Regions from separate parts of the Homo sapiens genome. Here region 2 is linked to region 1. Evidence: chromatin loops called from intact Hi-C (ENCODE). Cell type or tissue: K562. All regions are shown on one strand. Region 1 overlaps RABGAP1L (RAB GTPase activating protein 1 like). Region 2 overlaps RABGAP1L (RAB GTPase activating protein 1 like).

What was found. Peaks named below come from ENCODE experiments on the same cell type or tissue, not always from the same donor. Only the 100,000 strongest peaks of a DNase experiment are listed, where the experiment ranks them.
Region 2: a loop joins it to region 1, with 2.5 times the contacts of the local background. A loop is called at or near these places in 4 of 110 quality-filtered maps.

What each region holds. Positions count from the first base shown.
Region 1 is chr1:174,261,140-174,265,139 of GRCh38, forward strand. The region is part of intron 7 of RABGAP1L (RAB GTPase activating protein 1 like); the gene reads left to right. Among named protein-coding and RNA genes, the nearest start is that of RABGAP1L, 100 kb to the left of the region's middle. In K562, a CTCF peak has its summit at 1,729 (motif pointing right); a DNase peak (open chromatin) is centred at 1,732.
Region 2 is chr1:174,465,276-174,469,275 of GRCh38, forward strand. All of the region lies in intron 13 of RABGAP1L (RAB GTPase activating protein 1 like), which reads left to right. Among named protein-coding and RNA genes, the nearest start is that of GPR52, 19 kb to the left of the region's middle. In K562, a CTCF peak has its summit at 1,559 (motif pointing left); no DNase peak of the experiment used is centred here.

The DNA of each region.
Region 1 (4,000 bases):
AGAATGAAGTAGTGATACAGCAAGCAGAATATAATGATTAGAGTTGTTATAAGCACACAACTCAATTTGCAGTGAGTAACATGGGCCAACACTGTTGGAAAATAAGGATTTCCATGAGCCACTTCTATCTCACATTGATTTGGGGGGATACAATCATTATATATACATTAGAAAAACATCACTTCTAAATGACAGTGATCATATCAGATCATGTAGTTTGATCATTTGGAGAGTTCAGTGATGTGCCTCTTTTGGTAGCAATTTTGCTTCAGTTTTCAATTTGTGCTTGCCGGCTTGCAGCACAAACTATATAATGAGAAACTGAAGTGATAAGAACCATACTGTGTAGCATGGGTGATTGATAGTACCTTTCCTTGTGTTATTTTCTTGAGGAAAAGATATCCTAGACAAGGAGTACTGAAAAAATCACCCAGGGACTCTCTTCTTCTCATGAAACAGTTTTTTAGTGTGAGTTGACATCACTAAATTTGATGGACAGTAGAATTTGAATTGTTTATTATTTTTTGACTGCTCTAACTTGATGTTAGACCATTCTGAGGGTCTTTTGCTGGATTTACTTAGTACTTATTTTTACTTTTGCCTTAGCAAGTTGTTACAGTTTTATTTAGGTAAAAACTCAAGTTACTATCTTGAAGTTGCCTAGATGTCAGTCTGATTTGGATGTTTTATTCTCTTATGTGAATTAGTACGTTTATGAACTTTTACAGCAAAATAAAGAATTTTAGATGTTATAATAATTTCTCTTAGAGGATATCATTCCTCCCTTTCCTGAAAATGGGAATAGATTAGTGGGATGACCCATATTCTGCATAACATTTTAAAAGCTACCCTGTGAGCTTACTCACTTGTCCTTTTTGTGTTTTCTTTTAAGGCAGTAGAAGGATAACTCTCTTTTTCCATAGGAAAACAGGTATTACTTACTTATACAAAAGTACTTTCATTATTCTCTGTTAATGATTTCATGTGACAATTGATAGAAAGCTATTGGCATTTTCAGGTGAATAATTTGGGGAGTGGATAACTGGAAGCTTCTATCTGACTCTCAGCCTTTGAACTGAAACTTGTAATCAGGACAGAATTTTCAGCATCTTTTCATTGCTGGCTTCTGTTGGCACCCAGTGGGGAGAGGCGGCATCATGGTTTAAGTATTAAATGTGGATGTAGTACTATTACGTTTTTAGCATTGTATTTTAAGAAATACTTTTAAAATATGAGCAATGAAAACATATATTGTTGTCTGTAATGTGTTCTCATAAGTTGATTGATTCTAGATGTTTTGGAGCTCATTAAAAAAAATTCCAGTTTGAAGTAATTGTAGATGCACAGGAAATTGCAATAATAGTATAGAGATGCTCTATGTGTGCTTCCCCATTTCCCCCTATGGTAACATCTTACATAACCATAGTACAGTATCACAGCTAGGAAACTGGCATTGGTACAATTTGCAGACCTCTATTGCAGCTCTTTTTGAATCCTTTTATAAATCACAGTATACTTCTATAATATAAACATTTAATTTATTGGTTTAAGAAATTTGGATATGTAGCCTGGCTGCTAATTAGAAGAGATTGGGTATTTTAACCATATCCTATCCAGTTACCAGGTTATTGCCCCTTGGCTCCAAATCTGTCCTCTTAGCTGATCTGCATTAATGGAGCTTTAAACATTTCTTCTTTGCAGCAAGCACAATATTAAATTATGCCAGTAGAGGGTGTTGCAGGGACACTGCAGGAAGATGGGGTTTCTTTTGTTTCTGATGTGTTACATTTATTGTTTTCTTGCTCTTGCTTATTGTAAGATCCAGGGACATCCAGTGATGCTGTGCTTTTGCTGATGTTTGGTTCAACCCAGCTGTGCACTCACATGCAGTCCCTCCGTGAGCTCATAGCTTTGGTTCTGTCTCAGTGAGGCCCTCCTACAGCCTTCCTGACACAGACACTGTGTGCCCCAGGCCTCGTACCACCCTGCCAGTGAGCTGACTCTGGAAGCCCTGATTTCCTTTGCCCACCTGCCTGCCAGCCTTTGCTGGCTGCAGCCCAGAGGGTTTCCTGCGTGCCTGTGGTCTAGCTTTGCCTGGGCAGTCCAACAAACTTCTTTGCTATTCATTGGGCTGTAATCCTGCCTTCTCCAGTGAGGTCTGAATACCACCTTTGGTGAAAGGACCCAACTTCCACGTTAGTTCTTCTTGTGGTACTCTCCCTTAGCTTTAGGGTTAAATTCTCTTTGTAGTTACTCTACTATGACAGTTAATAATTCTTTATAGTAAATTTTCCCTGTTTAAATTACTGTGTTTTCTGTCCTAATCAAATGCTGACTTACAGTATCTAATTGAATTAATATCTAATGATATTAAGCAGTCCATAAAGTTTCTGATATTTTTCCAGGAAAAACAAAACAAAAAAGTGGTTATTTTAGATAATCTTTTTACTGTCACAGTAATGGCAAGGAAAAAACAACTATTATTTCTACCGTATGTTTATTTCCATTCCACGCACAGCCTTTTTCTTACTAAAGCAAGAAACCCTGCAAAGTAGATTATCTTTTATTTACTTTTTTTTTTTTAACGGGGAGTAGGGAGCTAAAGCATTTTATTTTGCCTTGCTATGAGATCTAGCTTATAATTGGCAACACAAGTATTTGAATCAAGACCATCTTGCTATTCTTCCTAAAGCCTTTTCATTTGACTCTTCTGTATGACTTTCTTTCTTTTTTGGGGGGCCGGGGGATGTTTACAGGGGTCAGTATTAAGTACCTATAAATAGGATATGATTATTTTATTTCTTTAGTAAATATTGTTTAGTTACTAATATTTTATCCGTATTTGTAATAGTAGCATAGTTGTTTTATTCCCTTTTCAAGATCTTTGGATCATTTGAAGGGAAGAGGGAGGAAGACTTAAAAATGTTATTTTTTTTTTAGTAGGACTTTAAGCAATTAATTAAAAGTTAAATATGTCTTATAGGTGAAATTTTGTATTTGTGCTTTAAATATTTGATTTTTAAAATTTTCAGCATATTTTAATAAATTTACTCATTCTTTTTATTTCCCTGGTATTTTTTAAATTTTGAAGTTTTATATATTTAGGTGAATTATTTCATTATTCCACTGTACTACAAGAAACTTAATTCTTTTATAATATGAAATGTCCCTGCTTTTAAGGCTAATTTTCTACTTGTATACTCTATTTTATTCCATTTTGACATCTCAAAGACATTGTTTAAGCAGTCTTTCTTCTACCACACTTGCTTGTTAGATTAGCCCATCCAGTCTCATGACTTTAAATATATCTATGACTGGATGATTCCAAATGTTTTTCTCTGACCTGAGGTCTCCAAACTTATATATTCAACAACTTCAGATCTTCATCTGGCATCTCAAAGTTAATATGTTCAAAAATCAAACTAAAAAATCAAGTTTGACACTGTCCCAAACTTGTTCCTCCTGTAATTTCTCACAGTCTTTTTAATTTGTAACTTGATCTTTCCAATTATTGTAGATGAAAAACTTGGCATTTTCAACTCCATTTTCTCTCACTCTACATCTAATTCTTCATTAAATCATATTAGTTCTACTTCCAACTATGTAAAGAAAGAAAAACCCTAGAGGAAAGGGATTAAAGAAAAAATACGAATAGAAATGGGAAAAAATATAGACTGTAGATAAAAGAAAAAAATTAGAAAAAAAAACAAAAGAAATGACAATCGAGAGAAAAAGAAATAGGAACTCCAAGTCTAATCACTAGTTTTCTTATTTTATCAAAAGTTAATGTAGGTACTTTTGCTATAAATTTTCTCATAAAATTGAATTCATCATTTTTTGCCCATGTTTTGTTCAACCCTATCTACATGTGTTTTATGAGTGATAATCAGGAATCAGTAGCCTGCAAAATGAGCCTTTATGAAGGAGAAAAATGGACTTTTGTTAATCAGCTGTAGCTGTACAGGGGAAGATATTCCTTTTCTTTATGCTTTTAGATGTT
Region 2 (4,000 bases), 200 kb after region 1:
TGTGACCTCCGCCTCCCGGGTTTGAGCAATTCTCCTGCCTCAGCCTCCAGAGTAGCTGGGACTACTGGTGTGTGCCACCATGCCCGGCTAATTTTTGTACTTTTAGTAGGCTCTGGGTTTCACCACATTGGCCAGGCTGGTTTCGAACTGCTGACCTCAGGCGATCCACCCACTTCGGCCTCCCAAAGTGCTGGGATTACAGGCATGAGCCACCATGCCCGGCCTATTGAGCGTCTTTTGTGTGCAAGTCATTGTTTAGGTATTTGGAATCTGGTGAACAGGAATGATAAACTCTTTTCTCATAGAGCTTACATCCAAATAGAGATAAAAAGTATTCTATATTAAGATGCCAGCAAGTAAAAAAAAATAAGATAATTTCAGATTATGATTAATGCCATGAAAAGAATAGAACAGGACATCAGGATGGAGAAGTGATAGAGATGGGAGGCAGCTTCTCCATGAACTTTGGTTTACAAATATCTCATCATTTTGGTTGCCTTCCACCACAACAACATGCATGGACTTGGCACTTTTAACATATGATCTTATGGTGAAAGACTTCTGATCTGCTAATGTCCTCTGTGTACATAGGGAAGTATGGAGCTTCTTAGTTATGTGGGAGATGAAGCTGTCTGAACTACATCAGTGAGGGAACTATTAAAGAAGGAGACACAAAAATTTAGACCTTTTGCAGTTATCGTTAGCCGCAGTATTCTCTTGCTCAGTGTGCTCTTCTTACAGTGGGATGAGTAGTTGCCATATTTGGACAATGTGCTTCCCTTAGTGCAGCTCCACATGTAATCAGCTGTTCCAACAACAGGTCACCTTAGCTTTGTAGTGAACTTATTTAGGTCTAGATCTCACCTGTTTGGAACTTGGAAAATCAGTTTATTGAACATAGTTGCAGGGCTTTGCAGTTATTCCTTACTTACTCAGCACTTCCTTCTACTTTAATGTGATCTTTTTCTAATGTTTTTAATAGATTTAGAAAGCTTATGTTCCTTGTTGTCTTTAAAGTTAGCAAAAATGATGTATACAGAAGAGTACCTAGGCAAAACTTAGTAAAAAGCTTTCTTCTAAATTGATTTTTCTTTATTTAATTAGCACATTTTGAGTAAGGCCATAGGTCTACCTCAAACTGTACCTGAACCTGTTAATATCTAGTTCCCATTTTTTCCCCTTTTGTTTCAAATATTTTATAAAATGTTTGCTAAAGACAGTGAAGCATAGGCTGGGCATGGTGGCTCACGCCTGTAATCCCAGCACTTTGGGAGGCTGAGGCGGGTGGATCACTTGAGGTCAGGAGTTTGAGACCAGCCTGGGCAACATGGTGAAACCCTGTCTCTACTAAAAATACAAAAACTAGCCAGGCGTGGTGGCACACCCTTGTAATCCCAGCTACTCAGGAGGCTGAGGTAGGAGAATTGCTTTAATCTGGAAGGCGGAGGCTACAATGAGCCAAGATCACGCCACTGCACTCTAGTCTGGGCGAGAGAGCGAGACTTTATCCCCGCCCCCGAAAAAAGAGAGAGTGAAGCATAATGGTTTAGCCTGCCCTCTAGAGTCAAACTGAAATTTTTTATTCATCACTTGTTACCTGTGTAATACTGGGCATGTTACCTAACCCCTCTGACCGTTGGTTTCCTAATAATTGTATTGGCTTTATAGGGATATGTGAAATAATGATATATAAATCATCCCTCACAATGTCTGGCATATAGAAAAGTCCAATAAATGTTAGCAGTAGCAGCTGTAGTCATTGTTGTTCCTGGCCCACAGAAATTAAATATAGTCTATTTTGGGCTTTCCAGATCTAAAAACCCTTTAAATGCATGTGCACACACACAAATATATACACAGCTAGTTTTCTGCCATTTATTCTTAGGGATGGACACAGTAAAAACATCTTTATTTTTTACATCTTATATGCCATCTGTCTAGAATTTTACTAGATGAAGCATCAATGTTACCATCTCTGAAATCCATATGTTCTTATTGAAAGCTTAAAATTTGTCTTCTCTGTAGTCATTTATCATCTTTTCAGGGGTCTACAGTTTCTCAAAGATTAATAATACTACCAGATCTTCTAGTAGCTACTTTGATATTTCTTTGTTTGAGCCTAGTTAAAAAAAAAAAAGACATGGGTATGAGAGGCTGAAAATAAAGTTGAGAATTGCCTGGGTATTTCACTTAGCCATGATTCTCAGGTCTTTGTTAGACAAAGAGTAAAATTATCTATACCAGGGAAGAGAAATAACGTTTCTACTAAATAAATGTAAAAGTAACCACTAATAAATACTAAATAACAGAGCTACTGTATGACAAGTACTGTAAATATATATTCATGTTATATAATATGTTTAATCCTTTTAGCAACTCCTTTTCATAGGTGAGAAAATTGAGCATCAGTATTTAAGTATCTTGGTTATCACACTTCTACTAAGTGGCGGAATCTATAGAATTTGAATCCAGCTTTGTCTGACACCAAAACCATATCCTTTCTACCTAATATATGCTACCTCCCCTACTATTTGGCAGTTAACGTTATACTGACATGTATATTAAACTGAAACTATATAAAGAGAAGCTAATAAAGGCTTTTTTGCTATAGAAGATATTTCTAGAGTCAGAGAATTGATGAGGATCCATGAGTAAACTTGGCAAATTTCCCTCAATAGGAAAACGTTAGCATTTTAGAAATATTATAAAATCGTGAAATCTTAGGGTTGAAAGAAACCTTCTTGATTATAAGTTTTGTTTTCTGGTCACATAGCAATTATATATGGGATTATATTATAAAGAATTAATTTTATTATTGCTGTATCTGTAATATTTTGAGACTTAAGATAAATTATTGCTTTTGTTTACTTATTTATTTACCTTATTTACTTCTTTATACCACTGTATTTTAACAGTTTCTTTTATATTGTATAGTCTAATGGTTACACAAACATTTGTGTGTAACCATTAGGATAAACAAATAGAGATTTCAGAATTCTTCCACATGTAAGTGATGCCCTAGTACTCTAATTTATAATAGAGGGATTGTTATGGCTTATACTGAAATACTAGAAGAGAGTTTTGCTTGCAAGACGTGTATACACATAGGCTGATTTCATATTAAGTAATTCTGCTTTATTATAATAATTCATCCTGATCATTGTTCAATAATGGATTCACATTCTACCTTGGTTTTGTGATTGTGCTGGTGTTGTAGTATAAATTATAGTTATTATGCACTTCAAATTTAAATGTTATTGATAAGTAAAATTAAACACTTTCCATATGACAGCGTGGGCAGATATTTTTGTGTAGTATGAAACAGTGAATTTCAAATAGTAGTTAATTTCTTAAACTAATATTGAGCATTATATCCCTAAAGATAAAAAAGTTTAAACCCAGAGAAGAAATCATAGACACTACATCTATATCTACCTCTTTCTCTCTCTCTCTCTCTGTAAAATCATTCCAGTTTCTTCTGCTTAGAACAGTAAGTTCCATGGGGCAGGGACTTTGTCACTTTCCCCACTGTGTTTCTACCACCTAGTGCAGGATGCCATACGTGGTAGATGTTCAGTAAATATTTGGGGGCAGACTGTGTTGGCTTTGCAGATAAGTGTTATACTAAAAATGAGGGGAATATTTTTGCTTTTGAGTAGATTACACTGCTAATCATTTCAGAGTTTTGCTTGAATATTTCTGGGGGTTTATGTTTTTCCTGCTCTGAATTTCTAGATGCCATTAGCAAAATGTTTTATACAAAAGTTAAGAACAGAACGTTTATATTTGTGTTAAGTATATGCTTATGTGTATTTATGTTCATGTCTTTTTATCTATTAATAGAAAAGTGCAGCTGTTACTGTATTTTGTCTTATCAATTGCTAAGGGTTAGGTAAGTGTTGCTTTGATTTGTAGTCCCAGGTAATAAGTTTAAATCTTTGTGCTTATATATAATTGTATATGAATATATTGCTGACAAGGGAAATTATTTTGGTTATCA